2 separate regions of the Mus musculus genome follow, and region 1 is linked to region 2. Evidence: chromatin loops called from intact Hi-C (ENCODE). Cell type or tissue: left cerebral cortex. All regions are shown on one strand. Links, peaks and the distances in the headings refer to the core of each region. The heading gives the core; the rest is flanking DNA. Region 1 has its middle 6.4 kb from the start of Atp2b1. Region 2 holds the start of Gm40750 (a long non-coding RNA gene).

What was found. A loop is a pair of places that touch in the nucleus more often than their neighbours do. Peaks named below come from ENCODE experiments on the same cell type or tissue, not always from the same donor. Only the 100,000 strongest peaks of a DNase experiment are listed, where the experiment ranks them.
Region 1: a loop joins it to region 2, with 9 times the contacts of the local background. A loop is called at or near these places in 3 of 42 quality-filtered maps.

Annotation. Positions count from the first base shown.
Region 1 is chr10:98,903,765-98,913,722 of GRCm38, reverse strand. No RefSeq gene overlaps it. Among named protein-coding and RNA genes, the nearest start is that of Atp2b1, 6.4 kb to the left of the region's middle. In left cerebral cortex, for the core only: no CTCF peak of the experiment used is centred there; a DNase peak (open chromatin) is centred at 6,418; H3K27ac peaks cover 1,622 bases.
Region 2 is chr10:98,800,423-98,810,380 of GRCm38, reverse strand. Gm40750 (a long non-coding RNA gene) reads right to left here and starts at 3,244. Exons shown (of 3, transcript XR_871989.2): 1 at 3,148-3,244; 2 at 2,451-2,544; 3 at 916-1,613. In left cerebral cortex, for the core only: no CTCF peak of the experiment used is centred there; DNase peaks (open chromatin) are centred at 2,388, 3,363, 5,173 and 8,224; H3K4me3 peaks cover 204 bases; H3K27ac peaks cover 2,177 bases.

The DNA of each region.
Region 1 (9,958 bases), core at 1,056-9,055, 100 kb before region 2:
TGCCCTCATCTTTCCCGAGGAGAAAGGAACAAGAAAAAAAAAAAAAATCATGCAGAGTACCGTGCAGTATTTAGACGGTAAAAGGTAGCCGACTCTGGTCCAACCAGTTCAAAAGAAAACCGCTCATGATTACTTCTACTTTAAAAAAGGATATTCTTGACTGTATCCACACATTTAAAGATGTGTATCCTGTCCCATCTTTCTGTAATCTCTGCTTGAACTAAAGGTTCCCCCTTCCCCCGAACAATTTAGACCTTATCCGTGTTATTTTCAGCATCACTTAGCTTGAGAAAAAAACATCAAAAAAAGTGATCTGTAAGTGTTTTGTTTTGCTTTTTTCAACCCTGAATTGGAAGAATTGGTAGTTTCATAGTCTTCTCCAAAGCACACCGGTAAGACAAGTACTGCATTATGTATGTTCCCTGTCGGGTAGCATTTGTTTTAAAATAATATAAAGGCTTGAAAAGAAAATACTTGAGTTTAAAAGCAAATTTTCCATGATAAAACTGCTGAAAATAATTTTTCCATTTATATCTTCCACCAGGGTAGACATTACCAACCTCTGAGCTGTGCCCTTGACATGTAAAACTGGCACTGGGTATTTCTCTCTCTCTGTTTATCACAGAGAATTGGTTGATGTGATACAATAAATAGCCCTTCCTGCTACTATTTCAAATCTACAATTAGAAAAACAAATTAATTAAATTTCATTTAGGTAATTTCCAGTATTTTCTCACCCCGAAGTATCTTTTAGAATAACGCAGACACATTTATGAACTCTTGGCTACTTCCCCGCTTTTCTCCAAGGAAGTCCCCATAGAAAATTGAATTATGCATTCTATTTTAATCAAGAATTTGACATTAAAGTATTAAGTGAATCATTGCATGCTGCACCAGCAAAACCCATAATAGACTAAACTAGAATCTGTTCACTTTGTGGGTTTGCTGTAATTCTAACTCATAAGATGCATGTTGTAGAGTATATGCTCACGAAAAATCACCGAAACTCCTTACTATAGAGCATGATTGCAGTGAAATTTTTATTGGTATCCAAAGATGTACCCACAAGTGAAAACATGCATGTCCCAGAACATAGTTGTGTGCACTTCATGTGAGTTGCATATATGATAAACTCGCTCTCAGATAGCCAGGGTAATTGTACTGTATATTTGATTTGTGTGTTTTTATGCTTCAGATACAAAATTAAAGCTGAAACCAGTATAGAAGCAGCTGAGCTTTAGGAAGTTCAATTCCCCCCTCCTGCAGGGCTTCATCCTAAAACCTCCCCAAATGACATACTTTTCGGTGTAAAACTGCTGAGTTGCTTAATTAGGGTTTCTTATTTTCCTCTGGTGCAAGAGATGAGACTGAAGCCTCATGGTGTCCAGCAAGTCCATGGGGTCCTGGGCTAGTGCTCACCCTTCAGCACTTTTCCTTAGAAAATATGGAGCTGCCTGAACTCAGAAATGCCCCTGTGTATTATATGAGCGCATCATCTTCATCTTGGACTTAATTTATCCCATGGATTAATTGATCTGGAGATATAGTAGTATACATTAAAAGCAACACAAGACAATTTTCTATTAAATAATAGGGTAGTTTTGTAAATGTGTTTTCAGATACAGAAGTGACTGTTTTTGATGTTATATTGAAGAGGCAATAACATATTTGGCAATTTTCATAGGTGCAGTCCTTTCCTTCCTTATAATGGTATAATTGTATTGACATCTCTCTGGTCAATTGATTAGTTCAAGCTGTGTAACTCATGCAGAAAGTCCTCAATGTAACTAAATGTGAAGAGAAACATTAGGCTCTTTATTCTCTTCAGGGTCCCAGTGTAGCATGATTTCATACTTCCATAATCCCAGCACTCAGGAGGCAAAGACCAGGAGGATAGAGAATTCCAGGTCAGTCTGTAATACATATGAAGACCCTGCCTTTAAAAGAACAGGGTGTGTGTGTGGGGGGGGTGGCTGGGGAGATAGCTCAGTGGACTGGGGTTCAATTCCCAGCACCCACCTGGCAGCTCACAACTAACTATAACTCCTCATACAGACATATAAGCAGGCAAAATACCAATGCACATAAAATAAAAATAGATTATTTTTAAAAGCATCATATGTGTTAAGCATTGGAGCAAGATGAATATGCCAAGAGTACTATGTTTTTAAAACAAGATGCATACCCAAAATAGACTTTTCTATGTGAATATGTCAGTCCTGATTATAAGACAAGAGGGCTAAGGAGTGGAGAGAGGGAGGAGGTGGAGGGATATCAAATGCTTCCTAAAGCATAGTATATATGTACTCAAATTTCCATTAGCCTGGGCATAGATAGACAGACAGACAGACAGACAGACAGATAAGTTAAATATTACTTAGCTGAAAACCCACACAAAAAAGTTACCTATTAGTAACAAATCAATTCCATTTGCTGGGTTAAATGGAGCAAATTACAAATAAGCCTGAAACAGAGTCTTCGAATCACATAACATTACATTTTTATATCTGAAAAACACAATGGGTGCTATTTGTCAGGAGTTGCTGACCGCCTACATACATTGTACCTTCTATGGAAAAGGCATTTTTTCCACTCCAAATACTGTATAATTTAGGCATATAGTATTGACCCCCCCATTCTAAAGCCCAACAAACAGACCATACCTAAATGATGAGGAAGGTTTCCCATGGGACATTTTGATTTCTCTTGCACCATAAAAGACACACATAATTTAATAGAAAAGACATATACAGTAAAAATTCTCAGATCGTACCTGAGAATTAATTTTACTACAATCATTTCCCTTGCTGTTATTATTCAGGCATGTGCTGATGGTCTCTGAGAGCCCCCACACCCCTTAATTAGAACTCACTGCTTTTCACATTACTAATGATGAACTGTGATACATCGTACGGTTATAAACCTTGGGTGAAAGAGTTACATAAAGTTTCAGTGCAGTTTTCATTTCTTGCTTTTCTGTTGTTTTCTTTGTTTTTGGAAAGGTTCTGGTTCCGAGGCTAGCCTGCAATTTATAGGTAGCCCAGGCTGACTTTGAAGTCCCACTTTTCTTTTCATCTTTCTCCTCAGTGTCAGGTGTTTACCACTGTCTCCTCATCTGGAAAACAGTATTTGGTGTATAGTGTATGCTCAAGCAATGTCCTTATTCAGAAATACTCATTCTTTACATCTTATCCCAGAGTAAACGTTACTACAAAAATGCACATTTGATTTGTTTAGTCAGACAGATAAAAATAGAACACAATGACTTGCTTGTGAGAAAGACACTATTTGTGATTCTCTTAAAAAGCACAGCACATTTAACTACAGGTCACCACTTCATTTCACTGATAGAGTCTAAGCCTTCTCCAGCAAAGAATACCTTAGATTTTCTAGATGAGATATGATTTTGGCTACCATTAGCCAAAAAAAGTGGACTACTAACAGTGGCTTTTATGAATACAGGTTATGTTAACTGTCTATGGAAAACACAAAGGGGGAAATACACAGGAAGAGCCATTTACCCTCCTGCCTTCATCCCACAGTTCATGGTCTCCATTGCTCTATCGGTGGCTCTCAGCCTTCCTATGACTGTGGTGAAGCCCAACCATAACATGATTTTGTTGCTGCTTTGCAACTGAAGTTTGCTGATTGTGAATCATAATGCAAGTGTCTGATAGGCAAGCGCTTTGATATGAGACCTCAAAAGGGTTATGACCCATATGTTGAGAACCTCTGCTTTAAGCCATGTTGAAGCACGACGTCCTAGTGGGAAGTCTATGCTAGAGCAAAGCTCTTTGCTTCCTGGTGGCTGGAGGAGAGGTAGCATAGGGTGGAAGGAAGACAAGAGAGAAGAAGGCAGGCCAGGAACCGAGATCCAGCCTTCAGAGATGCTCTGCTTCCCTGGTGCCTTTCTCCCTCTGGGTAGGCCTGACTTTATTATAGCCCAGTCATCTACAGACACATTAATGGATTTATTCACTGATGACTTGAGAGTGTTCACGATCTAGTCACCCTTGAGTACAGTTGTCGGACCAAGCCTTCAGCACAAGAGCCTTTGGAAATCCTGCACGTTGTAGCCCCACTTCAGAAGTTTAGAATAGGGCTGGCGAGATGGCTCAGCGGTAAAGAGCATTGACTATTCTTCTAGAGGTCCTGAGTTCAATTCCCAGCAACCACATGGTGGCTCACAACCATCTGAAATGGGGTCTGATGTCCCCTTCTGGTGTGTCTGAAGAGACACATATACATGAATTAAATAAAATAAATATTTTTTAAAGAAGAAGAAGAGGAAGAGGAAGAGGAAAAAGAAGAAGAAGAAGAAGAAGAAGAAGAAGAAGAAGAAGAAGAAGAAGAAGAAGAAGAAGAAGTAGTAGTAGTAGTTGTTGTTGTTGTTGTTGTTGTTGTTGAGAGGTAAATGGTGATATGTTGCAGCAGCTGAACATGGACATCCAGAATACAGGTCCATCTCTTTCTGCCCTACCATCATCTCTGATACCATCTCTATCACCAGGAAGATTCTGTTAGCTTATTTTCCATGTAATTTTTAAAATGGTTTTGATTCTGTTCTTGTTTTTGTCTCCTTTGTACATGTCCTTTCAAGAAGAGCCATAGTAAAGAATTACCTTGGTGAGCAATGCAGATTTCTGGGTCAGAATTTCTTATTGAATCTCTCTGGAGTAGACAGTCCCTTTAGGTGATTCTTGTGTGGAATGTTCTTTTCTTTGTGTGTGTGCATGTGTGCATGCATGTGTGCGTACGTGAGTATGTGTGCATGTGTGTGAGATTTCACATATACCTGAATGTGGATGCTAGAGGAGAATCTCTGTTGTCTGTCTTCAAAGGGCTATACACTTTGGTTTTTTGAGACAGGCTCTCTCACTGGCCTAGAGTATGCCCATGAGGCTAGATTGACTGACCATCAGACCCCAGGGATCAGTCAGTTCCTTCCCAGTGCTGGGATTGCAAATACATATGCCACCATGTTGAGGGTTTATTCATGTTCATCTTGCCTATTTCTAATAGTAAATCCTTGCTCTTTAGCATTGTTCTATCATGATGACAGTGTATGCCCACTCCATGACTTCAGTCCCTTGATGCCAAGTAAATGCTATTTTATTTACAAAGTATTTATTGAGCCTGACCTGAAGTCACTAAGGTAGGAAAACAAGAAATCTTCTATTTAAAAGGCATTAGTATTAAAGTGATAGTTCATCTAGTCATTTACACAAAGATACTTTTATTAAGCACTTACTATATGTTGGGCCTAGCAGAATTTCGTACCAAGTTAATACCAATTCACTAAGCTCAAATGAATGAACACAGCAATTGAAGTATAATTTCTCTGATGATGAATCCTAAGTTTAGGCACACAGCCTGATTTTATTCTTAACCTGTGTGGAAACCTCTTTCCGGATCTTTAACTTTTCTTCTTTCAGATAGAGATGTAGCAAGAAAGCAATCAACCAGTCATCAAAAAAAAAAAAAAAAAAAAAAAAAAAGGGTCACTGGAGGCCCCTTTGTTGATCAGTGGGCTTTGGTGTAACAGGCAGCAGGAGAAGAATGTTGATACCTGTGGGGAACTGGAGGAAGGTCGGATCTAGAATGTACAGGACAAGAAGGAAGAAGATAGGCTGTAGCTCAGGGGGAAGAAGATACAGGCACACAAATGCCAATTCTCACATACTGACTATTACCATCAGCCAGCAGGAAGTTAAACTACAACCTGAGATGGGTAGATTGGTGGAATTAAAAGATGTTTAAAAAATAAGTCATGTATAGATTTTCCAAGGCTGGTAAATTTTGAGTGATCTTACAACAATATGAGTTTTAGGACATTTTATCAGAACTAAGAATTGAGATCCCCCCCAACCCCCGCCCATTTGGCCTTAGCCCATGAGAGTCAAGGATGTGGTGCACAACTTCCTAGCAAGAATGGACATAGACCTGATAGTCAGATTGTGTGAGTCTTTTTCTGACTTCCAACAAAATATTGCAGACTGGATCATTAAAGCAACACAAATGTATTTTCTTGCTGTTCGAGAGCCTCTGGTGAGTTTCCCATGAGACCTCTCTACATGGGGCTTCTCAACATGGTGTGCTTTTTCGTCCCGTCGCACCACTATGGGTAAAGCGAGTGGAAAGAGAATCTCTCTCCTCCTTACAACCACATTGGCCCTAGGTTAGCTTAGCACTCACTGTTACAGGCTCACTCCACTTTAATTACTTGTGTAAAGGCCTCTTCTTCAGGCAGGCACAGTGAGTGCTAAGGATTTCAACACATGAATGTTAAGAGGCCCCAATTCTGTTCATAAGCAGATGGATTTTTTTTGGTAAGAAGTTTTTAGAGTTCACATATGAAGTCTCTTCGGATCTGCTGGATTAGATTTCCTCCTACATTATGTAACTCTGCTCCTCAAATGTTTGTGGGCGGTGCATATAAATGGTACTGAGAATGTAGGAACCAATACTGATATGGAACTGAGTAGAAAGACACAGGAAATTTGTAAGTCTGGGGATGGAGAACTCAAAGGCAGAGGAACAGGCATGCCATAGACAGATGTTAGCCCAGGGAACGATTAAACCTGGAAACACGCCAGATGCAAACAATCACAGAAGTTTACTGATAACGTGGCAGGATATGATGGAAGCAGCAAAGTGGGTGTGTGTGTTCTGTCTGAATGCTGTGTCCCCATAAAATTCATATGTTCAAATTCTAATCCCTCAAACTGATCAAGTAGTGAGAATTCTAAAGAACTTTCATGAGTAGAACTAATTTACTTATAGAGTAGACTTATTCTGTTCTCTCTACCAACTCCGGACGCAGATGTCACTGTTTATGAACAAGAATTGACTTTCACCAGAAGCCAAGGTCCTCTTACCTTGATCATGGTCTTCCTGCAGAAATAAACCTCTGTTTTTTGTTTTTGTTTTTGTTTTTTTATAAAATATTGAATCTCTGGTGTTTTGTTAGCATTCTGCATGGGTTACATATAATACCATGTAAAGTTAGAACCCTGCCTCACAATGGTGGGCTGGTACTGGATCCTCCCAGTTCACTTACACCAGGTAAAAGCATTATCAGGGAAGCTTGATTTCTGCCCAGAATTGGGGAGAAAAAAAAGAGGCACCAATGAAGCAAGACATTAAGGATAACCAGCCGAAAAGTTTCACTAGGAAACCAGGTGACACCAAAGACAGGAGAGTCAAAGCAGCAACTCAAAATGGTAAAAAAGAAACAAGTAGCCCGATGGCTAACTTTGTATTGACAACAACATAGGTGGAGAGATAAAGGATGCTTTCTTGAGAGTTCACCAGGACATAACTCTCCTAGAATTCCATATTTGGGTGAAGTGCTGTTGGCTTCCTAAGAGAATCACTCATACGCAGACACTGGAGGTTTCTGCCTGTACTACTTAGATGTTTACATGGTCCGTACCTCACAGAATAAAGAGAAATAAAGAAGGATGCCAGACTGAACAGAGACGTGACAGAAGAGTTAACTAAAGGCCCTCAATGTGACTTGTCATAGATGCTAGTTCCTCTGATGGACAGCTTGCGGTATCCTTATCAGGAAATTGCAAGGAGCTGGGCCTGGAGGAACAAGAGGTTGTTAGAAAGCTTAGAGCTCATGATAAGAAGCAAGAGCCTTGCTGTGCCCTCCCCTAAACTCCTACATATACCTTTATGAGTGTCTGGATGCCTGCCACTCAGAAGGCATCCACAGTCAGCTAGAGGGGATTACAAATGGAGTCTTGCCAAGAAAAGAAACTTGGTGGTTTCTCCTCACTTGTGCTCCTTGACTTCAACACTCGAAGAGCTATGTCTTTGGAAAATGAGAGAGAGAGAGAGAGAGAGAGAGAGAGAGAGAGAGAGAGAGAGAGAGAGAGAGAGAGAAGAAGTGCAGAGACTGAGCCAGCTCTTCCCTAACATACCCAGAGAGTGATGGGAAGGGAAAACCTTTGGTTCCAGTGAGCTTACAGTTTCATTGTTGACAGGCACAGAAGGTAAAAGAGCCTGGTTCAGATGTTGATGAATAGGCATGGAAGATGGACCTGGCCTTGGATTAACTGTTCACATCATCCTCCAAGCAAAGATACTTCAGTTGTGCTTATGGCCATAACTGAGTAGGCACGCATGTTTAAAATGAGAAGACATGAGAAAAACTGGAAAAGATGTAGCAACTGCAAATCATAGTCTCATGAAAACAGCTCGGATAGCTATCTAAGGTGCACTGGCAAGGAATTTCCCCTTTGTTGGTTAGTTTACGTAGTAATAGATGGGGCTAAGCAAGCTGCTAGGGGAGAAAAGGTAACAGCTGTCTTCCCAGCTGTGAACAGTATGAACTAGCATACCAACCTACCAGAGGAAATATACTCACTGGTACTATACTGGCATAGCAGCTTTGGAGGTAACCAGTCACTCTCTGCTTGGACTGAGGTTCACTCTGCACGAGGTAATTCATGCCTGGTACTGGACATTCAGTCAGAATACTTCTATTGAAGAGGTCTTGGGCAACAGATGAGAGCTCTAATGTTTAGCTAAATTGACATGACTTTAAGCTACCTTCTCCATAATTTTTATACCCACAAATAGATGCTGATTTTTGGAATCTTATCTGTCACTATTATAAATAGAAAAACAATTACAATGCCTCTTCAAATTAACTTCTTTTTCTATCTGCAATGACTGTGTGCATATATACATATAACACACACACACACACACACACACACACACACACACACACACAATATTGTGCTGGAGAGGTTTATGTCAACTTGACACAACTAATATTTTTTAAATTGGTGACAAGAAGGGCCCAGCCATTGTGGACAGTAGATCTCTGGTGGTCCTAAGTTCTGGAACAAAGCAAGCTGAGCAAGCCATAAGAAGCAAGTAAGAACATCCATTCTTCAAAGGCCTCTGCATCAGCTCCTGCCTCTAGGTTCCTGCCCTGCTTGAGTGCCTGTTCTGACTTCCTTCAATGATGAACAGAAATATGGAAGTGTAAATTGAATAAACTCTTCCTCCTCAACTTGCTTTTGGACACAATGTTTCATCACCACAACAGAACAGCAGCATCAATGGAGTGGAGCTAGCCAGAGCCTAGAAGACAAAGTGTGTGCTGCAGAGGGCAGAGCTGGAGACATAACTCAAGGCCTTTGGAAGAGCCCAGAAGATCGTGAGTAAATCCCAGATATTAGACATTGAGTTATTTATACTTTTGGAGTTTGGTTTTATTTTAATTTGATTGTGACTATGCCCTGGTTCTTCCCTCTTGAACTAAGAAAGTATTCCATTTATTTTTTATTTTACAGGACCCTGACATTGAGACACTTTGAATTTTATAATACTGGAGTTTAAAAGAGATTGGCTATTTTAAAGAGACTGAACTTTTAATGTGTTTGAATTTGTAAAGACGGCGGATCTGTTAAAAAGTTATTTATATTTTTAATGTGGGATCTTGGGAAATGAATGAGAAAGGAAAGGTTGCGGGCTAATGGTGATGTGTTTGCTGTCAAGTTATTGCGGGGTCAGTCATGCTGGATCAGTTTTTGTCAACTTGACACAAGCTAAAGTCATCTCAGAGGAGGGAACCTTAATTAAGAAAAGGCCTCCATAAGATCAGGCTGTAGGCAAGTCTGTAGGGCATTTTCTTAATTAATGATTGATGGGGAGGACTCAATCCATCATGGTTAGTGCTGTCCCTAGGCTTGTGGTCCTGGGGTTTAGAAGAAAGCAGGCTGAACAAGGCATGAGGAGCCCAGAGGTAAACAGCACTCATGGCTTCTGCGTCACCTCCTACCTCTAGGTTCCTGCCCTGTTTGAGTTCTTATCCTGACTTCCTTTGATGATGGACTGTGATGTGGAGGTGTAAGCCAAATAAACCCTTTCCTCTCCAACTTTCTTTTGGTCATGTTTCATTGCAGCAATAGAAACCTGAATGAGGACATTTACA
Region 2 (9,958 bases), core at 944-8,943:
AAACTTAAGGACAGAAAGACAAAGGGAGGAAGCTTCTGGTTTAGCTTTCTGTCTCTGAGTCATAAGATGTCGGAGAAAAATCAACTTAAAAGGAAAAAGGTGCTTCATTGTGTGTGTACCGATGGTTCAGCCTGTGATTACTCTGCTGTGCAGGACCTGTGATGATATCGGGGGTATCAGGGTGAGAGCACGTGGTGGAAGAGTGTTACTTCATATGCAGTTGGACAGCAAAGCAAGAAACAGCAAGTGACAAGGTCTTAGTATATCCACTAAACCAGTGCTTCTGAACCTTTCTAATGCTCTGATCCTTCAATACGGTTCCTCATGGTGTGGTGACCCCCAACCATAAAATTATTTTTGTTGCTACTTCATAACTGTAATGTTGCTACTATTATTGGTCATAATGAAAATAACTTTGGAGATAGACATTTGCCAAAGGGGTTGAAACTCACAGGTTGAGAAGCACTGCCCTTACAGGCATGCCCCAATAATCCAACTTTTCCCCTATCCACAACTGTTAGCTGAGGATGCTGGAGATAAAGAAGTTATGCCACGCTTTTTATTTTTCTCAAAATATGTTACATTGGGGAACAGCACCGCGTTTGAGATTCCGAACATCTGGGTCCGTCAGTTATCACTTTTGTAGCTCACTAGCTAAGAACACATCATTTAACAGCTTTTACAAGATGAAGATAACACCTGCCTTGCCTATTTGTTAGGATGTAAGCTTGGATTTGTGTTACTACCTTTAACAATCCAATAAAGGAGCGAATTGATTGTAACTTAAATCTGTTGCTTTGGGATGGCGTCAGAATCTTAATGTACTTTGTTTCTGCTCATGCCTAAAGGTTTTTTTTTTTTTTTCTCCAGATAAAGACAACACTAACTTGTTAATTTTGCCTTAAACAAAATTGAGATAGGCTCCTGTCCTTTGCAACAGAAGGCAGCCCAAGTTACTCGTTGTTTGCTTCAGAATTCAGACCCTTGCCCGTTAGAGGTGTGGGCTGATTCAGATGCACACTCTCTTGCAGAGCGTCCTCTGTGTTCCCATCCAGGGTCTCATCAGAGCGTAAACATGGTGGTGTGGTGGACCGGGATCCTTTGCTGCTCACTAAGGAAGGTGACGGCAGCACTCTAGTCATGATCTTTATGTAGTTGTCACAACAAATCTCAGCGCAGAGAAAAGGCTGGTCTTCTGACCCCTATGGGAACCACTGTGTGATCTTAGCATTAGTAGAAAGAGCTATTCCCCGGATTGTTATGATTCAAGACTATTGTCTGACGATACAATGCATTGTAAAACTTAAGGGTTCCGATTGGCCTTGGGGAGGAGAAAAGAAGTCCCAGGGCTGTGAAATCAGACTTTCTTGTAGTAAATTAGCACTCAACAATCTTGTTCATTGTCAGTGGAGAAGGAGCCATCCCCCTAGTGATGGATCAGTTACGACACTAAATCCCTTTGCTACCCTGGTTCCTCTTGCAATGGCCATTAATGATTGACACCGGTGGTGATCTGAGTTATACATTACTCGGTAATTAAAGTTTTCCTTTGCCCTGAATTCTGTGACTTAACACATATTAGTCAGCTTTTCCTCGTCTCCATTGTTTGAGTCCTGAAAGGACAATAAAAGCAGTCTGAGTATTTGGAAGAGCCTAGATTCAACATTGAGTAACTTGGCATTACCTTTGTGTTAGTTAGGTACCTGGCAAAAAGTAACCAGCACACAGGTATCTAGTGAACAATAGTGTTTGTCCTGAGCTTATCGATAGAAAGTCTTTAAGCAGTCATATACGTCAATCACATACTCCATCAACCTAATCTTAACATATTTGTGCTTTCTGCACAGCTTCATCTTTTCTATTAACATTGAAACAACAACGTATAAACATTTACTAAGAAAATATAATCCACAAAACCCAGCTTCTGTAGCATTAAATGAACACCGTGCATGTATTCCCACATGACTGGTTTTCTAATGCCTTACTTAGGTTTACGGCTCATGTAAATACCAAGCATCTCCAATCCTTGATAGCGTTATGCTTTATCCTCTTGGTGTCTCAAATTATGTTCCCATTGACAGGGATGAAGCATGCTCATCAGACACAAGCTATTTGGCCAAATCTGCTCTTATGCATAGGAGAAGCGGTAAAGTGCATCTCTGGAATGCTATAGAGCAGGATGCAGAACTTCACTTTGAACCTGGGCAAGTTCCTTCAACCCTGTGAGCATCAATTTCTTCATTCGGAAACCATGCATTAACTGTACCCCTTTGTAATACATGTAAGCAGATTAGTGGAGTGCTCACTGCAGCCTATGTGCCTACTATGCTATGACTTAGTGATGGAGAAGACAGAACTCACATGGCTTTGCCAAAATAGATTACTCATACTTAAATCTATGTTAAATCAGTTTTTTTTTTCAATTGCTGATCAATTATGTACATGCTCACCTGCCTTCATTGGGAACCTGCCTCCATTGGCAACAGTCGACCATGTCAGGAGACGTTTTGGGTTCTAATTTGCAGGAATGGAGCAAGGATGCTGCTATTGGAACCAATGGGAAGAGAGGGGAGCCTTTATCTATGAACATCCTGCAGTGCTCAAGAAAGATCTGCCTCCCCACCCCAGCTTTCATTGAGGAGGTTCCTGGTTCAAAACGCTGATAGAGCTGAGAAATTGAAGAAATCCAAAGGTATCCTTGTACAGAGAAATAACAAACCAATCCTCACTGAGAAACCAGTTTGTCAAGTACCTGTGGCTCTTCAATCCCAGGTACAACACCATCACCTTCCAGGGCGGAGCGGTGCACAGTTCACATTGCATGGGTGCACGTATTAGTTTACTTCATTCTCAAGATTCCTTAAGAGAAGGTCAGATTGGCATAACCTTCCCCACCTGCCCCCCCCCCCCCACCTTTTTTTGCAGAGGAGAAGGAGGAGTTAGGCTGAGAGGTTGACTTTCTCCCAGAAACACAGATTGTAATTAAACCCAGATGTTCCCCGCGTACAGCGCTTCTGCCACTCTCGTGTGCCCCGTGGTGCGTGTCTGTGTGTGTGTGTGGGATGCAGGAGGCATTTTAAACATGGCTCCTCCCTGCAAACTCATACCCAGCAGCGAGAGATCCCACCCGTGGCCAGTTATGTATACCTATCAGACTGTGATACACTTGCGATGATCCCTCCGCTCTCCGATGCTGTAGAATGTGACTTTGCAGCTGAACTGAAATCTGAGGATCTCTGTCTCCTGAACCTTCTGCAACATAAATGTAGTAACCAGTCTGCAAAACAAGGGTGCTACCCCTTCTTTACACTCTGTACTTTCGGAGCATATGCCATCATGTTCCTTCTCCCACTCCGGTCCTCCTACATAGCCCAGATGGTGCCAGGCCTGCTCCTTCAAACTTCTGCTTCCCTCTATTTCCATTTCACGCCCCTCCACTTCCGAGTGATTGAGCGCGAGGGGCTGAGGTTTAGGGATAGGATGTTTGACTTGGAGTCCAGATGTAAAAATATACCAAAAGGCAACCGGGTTTTGGCATGTGAACTCTGTTCCCCTCAGATCAGTGGCTATCGGCATATCAGCATCTGCAGTTGGTTCGTGGAGTTCTGAGAAGCATTGACTTTTAATTCAGATCTTATGAAAGTCGCAGGAATGTATTTTAGGGGAAAAAAAATAGACAGGAAATGCCTAGTCACTGCAAAGCTGCCTGCGATCCCTAAAGAACAATGTACTTCTCTGCTTGCGCATGCTGGGTTTATGCTGTCAAATTACTGTGATATTATTTTGATAAATGAGTAAACCTGATTCAAGCTGATGCTCAGTCACAAAGAAGTTTTTTAATACTTAAACTATTAAAAAAAAAAGCCAGAACACCAGGTAACCATCTTTTCCATAGAGGAAATAAACAGATTTATGATTTAGTGAATGTGGTGGTGCACGCCTTTAATCCCAGCACCGGGGAGGCAGAGGCAGGCGAATTTCTGAGTTTGAGGCCAGCCTGGTCTACAGAGTAAGTTCCAGGACAGCCAGGGCTATACAGAGAAACCCTGTCTCAAAAAAAAAAAAACAACAAAAAACAAACAAACAAACAAAAAACAAAAAAAAAAACAAAAGAAAAAGAAAAAGAAAAAAATATTATCAAAAAAAACTTTTAGAAAACTCTATAAGCTTTCTGATGTCATTAAATTTGCACTGCCATTTTTTACAAATACATGTAATCAGTAGCACAATTATTATTAAATGTTATACAAATATGTATATTTATAATCTATAATTTATCTATCATGTATTATTTACCATCTATCTATCTATCTATCTATCTATCTATCTATCTATCTATCTATCATAATCTATCTATAGATAGATATAGATTTCTTCCTATATCTATAACTATTTATCTATAGATGGATGATAATCTATCTATCATCTATCATGTATCTATCATCTATCTATTTTCCAGCATCTATACATGGATGATCATTTATCTATACATGGATGATCATCTATCTACCTGTCTGTCCTCTATCTATCTATCTATCTATCTATCTATCTATCATCTATCTGTCTGTCTGTCTGTCTATCTATCTATCTATCTATCTATCATCTGTCTATCTATCTATCTATCTATCTATCTATCTATCTATCTTCATCATCATTGTCATCATCATCATCATAATCACCTATCTATAGATAGGTATAGATACATTCCTATATCTATATCTCTCTATAGGTGGATGATTATCTATCATCCATCATCCATCTATCTATCTATCTATCTATCTATCTATCTATCTATCTATCATCTATCTATCTATCTTCATCATCTATCATGTTTCTTATCAGCTAGTAGCACAAAATTCTCTGAGTCTTTCCTTTGTTCCCATGTTTATTTCATGTGGAGCTATCCCTTACAGAAAACCATTGGGAGTTCAATGGTGCTTCACAGAGGAACAACTTGGAAAGATATAGACCCATGCTGGCTTTCTTCCTGGCTAAGGACATGGAGGGAAGTGGAGTGTAAAACAGAATCTTTCTTGATTTATTTTTACTTGTGTTGCTTTGGAAGATACTCAAAACTTATGTCCTCCATAAAAGACAGAACTGAAAGCAGTACAGGATGCAGCTTAGGCAGAAACTACTAACAGGAACTATCATTTTCCTGAGTCCATCCCCAGCCCCTGGAGTGGGCTGTGAAACCCAACTCAAAGCACATCTTATAATGACATCTTTGTGTTACCAATGCAGGAAGGATGCACAGGCTACTTCTGGCCTGTCCATCTTTTCTTACATCTTTCCCCTGTTCAAATCACTATCATGCCTTCCCAGTGTTTCCATGGGACCTGAATCCTTGACATGTTCTGTGGCGCCCTCCTAGTTTTCTGTCTTACTCTCCTTTCTCAGTAGACGCAGGCAACTGTGTGCAGGCAAGTGCCAGCAGCTGCCCCATCAAATCTCTGTGCAATGACTAGTCTCTCTAGGGGACAGGTCTTGGCGCAAGTTGTTGCTTTTAAGACTTGAATGTCATCATGGAAGGTGGGCCTACCACCTTAAAGGCTGAAGAGAACAATTTGGCATCCTCATATGTCAGTCTGAGAAACCCAAGCTCACTAAAACTCCCTTAAACATTACAACCTAATTTTTTAAAAATAAATTGTGTTGGAAGACCTTAATTTTTATGGATGTAAAGGAAGCCACTTTCTAGCATTTAATATTTGAATTGAAGTAATGGTGCACCAGTATAAAGAAATAAAATAATTTTCTTTTATGACTTCCTTGTGGCTTCGAGTTCATTGACTAAATAAATGTTTATCAAGAACTTACCAAGGTCCAACATTATAGTTAGTTTTGATTCATTTTTTCTTGGAGTGTGAGATCCTATGATAGGCTCCTGGGAAATAGAAAATTGTAAATTATGTGTTAAGAAAGTCAGGGACAAGATGTCAAATTAAAGACAAGCAAGGAGAGTTCTCACTTTGAATAAACTGGAGGCAAATGATATTTAATAGGCTGAAGATAAGTCAAAGGGTAAACAGCCATTCAAAGGAGGAAAGGTGAGCCTTCCAGGAAGAGACAATTCCAAGAGGAGTGTGAAATACAATTGCAGAGCCTAGAGATACAGGGAACTGGGGGGTGGGGGGAAGACATGGGAGAGAAATGCAAGGGCAAATATAGGACTCGCTGGAGCCATAAGTCCTGCTAAAATATTTAGATCTTGTTCCTATTTTATAAGAGGATTCCAGGGATTATTTTTACAAGAATTATCTGACATAACAATACATACCCCCCTCATGTGTCTTTGGTTCTTAAATCTTAAAAATAAAAATACTTACACTGCATTGAGAATGCTTAGAATGAAGTTTTTCTGAGGAACGTATATAAAAATGCTCATGAATTTCAAGTGAGCCATTTTATCTTTTGGTTCATTGGAGGAAATGAAAGGAGAAAGAAGCACTTGAATGGGTCTTCCAGGAAAACAACAAAAAAAGTAACATTTTAAATCTTCCAGGTTTCGAGAGTTGCTGAGAATTTCAAAGTGGGATTTTTGACTTCCAGAAAAAAAGTGTTTCTAAGCAGGGTTTTGGTTAAGCAACCTGAGAACTGCATCTCATTTGAGCCAGCCATCAGCTTTAGCCTTCAGCATATGCCATGGTCGATGTAGAAAACAATTTAGGGGAGCCATATCATAAGTCACGGAGGCTAGATCCTTCCCCAGCCAGCCTCCCAGATAAGGCTTCTTTCTTGTGGTTGCAAGAGGATGCTGGCTCCCAATATGCAGCAGGTACAATGTGAGTTTTGATAGAGGGAGGATTCTAAACACAAGTGGTCGAGGGAAGGTTCCAAATAATTTGAGAAATATCTGTAAAAGTGTTATTTCCTCACATGTAACTCCACTTTTAAGACATCCACTGCCCATTATTTTAGCTGAGTTAACATATAAGAGCACGCCTTTAATCCCAGCACTCGGGAGGCAGAGGCAGGCGGATTTCTGAGTTCGAGGCCAGCCTGGTCTACAAAGTGAGCTCCAGGACAGCCAGGGCTATACAGAGAAACCCTGTCTCGAAAAAACAAAAGAACAAAAACAAAAAACAAACAAACAAACAAACAAAAAACCAAAACCAAAAAACATATAAGAGCAATAATTCTAGTATGAAATAGTAAACGTGATACAAGACAGAAGGTGGGTTAAAAAGTAATAACTGGCTTTGACAAATTAAAAACTTATTTACCTAAGTCCAGAGTATATTGAATATAGAGAAGAAAGGCAAAGACTCCAAGCTGTCACTGAGATGAGTAAAGATTATATACTATTGTGTTTAAGGCTGTATTAGTTAAATCTATAACCAGGACATGAAATCAAATGAAAAACAAAACAAAACAAAACAAAACAAAAAACCCCAAAAAACCAGTGGATCTGATATTCTTCTATACTTTCTCTTAGAATTATTTCCTTCTTTCCTTCTTTTTTTCCTTCCTTCCCTCCTTCCTTCCTTCCTTCCTTCCTTCCTTCCTTCCTTCCTTCCCTCCCCCTCCCTCCCTCCCTCCCTCCCTAACTCCCTCCCTTCCCCCTCTCTTTCTTTCTTCTTCCAAAAACTGGATCTATTTTGTCCGAATACAACTTCTTCTCCCAGTAAGATGCCCCTCTTAACAGACTACTGAAATCATAATGAAGAATTAAGCTGGTGCATGTTTTCCTCGGTGCGAGTTATATAATATGCCTACTAGATCGCTACGAAGCCATACTTACCTAATTGTAATGAGGCCACCTCCTTGAAGAACACATGTTTGTGTCTCATATAACTAATTAATGAAGACTGGAATAATTGATGGTGAATGTAACTGAAGTATACCAGTAGACACTGAAGTTTACCGTCTCTCTGCCATTGGTCATACGAATACAAGATAATTTGATAAAACAGTAGCACTGTTTGTCCAATCCAAACAGTGCACATTCCATATGGCTAACACTTCAAAAGATTATCGCAGATAACTGAAACTGTAGGTCATTTAAGGTCATTCCTATAGTTTCAGATCCCAGAGGTCTATTCCCATGAGTAATAATGTGCTAATATGAGTATGAGCTCAGTTTATTCACTTGTCAGTGGGGGAAGCTTTGCACTCCTTAAACAGGACAAGAAAGACCTGCACTGATTGCCGTTTGCGGGATGTGAAATCCAAGCCAATGGTAACGCTGCCTGCAGCTGTGCGGTGTAGCCGCACCAGTTGGCTAGCCAGGTCTGTGGGTGTCTCTGTGTGACGACAATTCTGAGTAAGCATATTCTTAATAAAATTGGCTAGAGGAGAGAAAGACAAAAATAAGGGAAAAAAAGTAATGATAAAACATGTTATGAGTTATGGGCCTGACTATAGAAAGTAATAAAGTTGAGTTAGCTGGGAAGCAAGAAGGGAAGGTGACTCCCCACCGCCACCACAAGACTTCATAAGAATGATATTACAGTTTATGTTTTGAAAGCAGTGAGAGATTTGAGACCGCTAGCTCCAACCCCTTGACCTTGGGTCAAGTGGTCTTGGATGAAAGTAGCTTTTCCTTCTATATTTAAAACCCTCCTTTCTTAGTTTAATCCTCTCCTCCCTTTTGACCTGCCTTACCCTCTTCTCCTCTCCTTACCTCTATCCTTCCTTCTCTCAAGTCTTCCTTTTCTTCTTTCTCTCTCTCCTCTTCCCTCCCTTTTCCTTCCTGTCTTCCCTCCTGCCCATCTGCCCCTTCTCCTCCCCATCCTACCCTATCCTTTGCTCCTCCCCTAACTCTCTTCCCTCCCTATTTCCCTCCTTTTCTCGTTTCACAGGGGCTCCCTATGTAGCCCAGGCTGTCCTCAAACTGCTAATCTAGTGCATGTTCTTCATTATAAACATATCTGATTCTCCTAACTTCACACAGAACAACTCTAACTTATAACTATGCAGTAAACCGAGGTTAACAGAACCTTTAGGTAAAGAGACCAACGTGCTGCTAGAAAACCTAAGTAGCTCTCAGATGGCTACACGTGAAGCTCTCTCTCATATTTAAAAGCACGACATTAACTCTGGTTTTCCTGAATTGCTCTTTTCTTTAGTGAAGCCTCATCGATTTAAGCAAATGCCATTTCCAAAGAGATCTTCCACGTTCTCTTTGTGACGTGCTGCTCTGTTACAAATCTCATTTGGAGCTACTCTGTGTTTTTCCATCTGAGGAAAATGGAGTGGCTGCAGGTGACATCAATCTTTATGGTCTTTTGTCTTCATCTTGATGAGGGGTGAGGGGAGAGGCTGGTGCGTTTCTGCAGCTGCCTTTTATTTCAGTACAAAGATAATGGCGAGTCTTTCTGAAGGGTCCGACTTCCACTTTTTTGAAAGTGGATCCGAAATGGGAGTCAAGGAGCATGAGTTATTCGCTAGATTGCAAAGGGCTGCAACAATAGCTTCCTTGTTGAAAAGGGTTAAGCTCACCTGCTCTGTGGCTGTGGCAAATGCTGCTAAATAAATAACTGTTCAACAGAAACACTTTAACCAACATTACAAAGAAATGCAGAAGCTTGAATAGCATGAAATTCTCACAGGGAAACAAGCCTGCAAAAATGAAGATTTTTTTTAAATTAAAAAATTCTATTTTTTTAACAGAAAAAAATTAGTGTGTGTGTGTGTGTGTGTGTGTGTGTGAAACAGAAGGTATTGTAAATTATTCTTCTTTGATGAAGTGAAAAATAAAGTTAAAAGAGTTTTGAAGACTAATTGTTTTATTTACTTCAAAAATCTGAGGTTTAAGTAATTTCATGGAGTTCTGATACTTAGTTGCTTTCAACCCCTGGTTTCATGGGTGTGGGGGTGGGGACAAATTCAAAGGTCATACATTCCTGCTGACTTTGAGTTACATATGGTTTCTAGGGCCAAGAACAAGGAGCACAAAGAGCTGTGCTCTGTGTCATGGTAGATGAACCACCTGTTCATTTTTCTTCCAGATCAG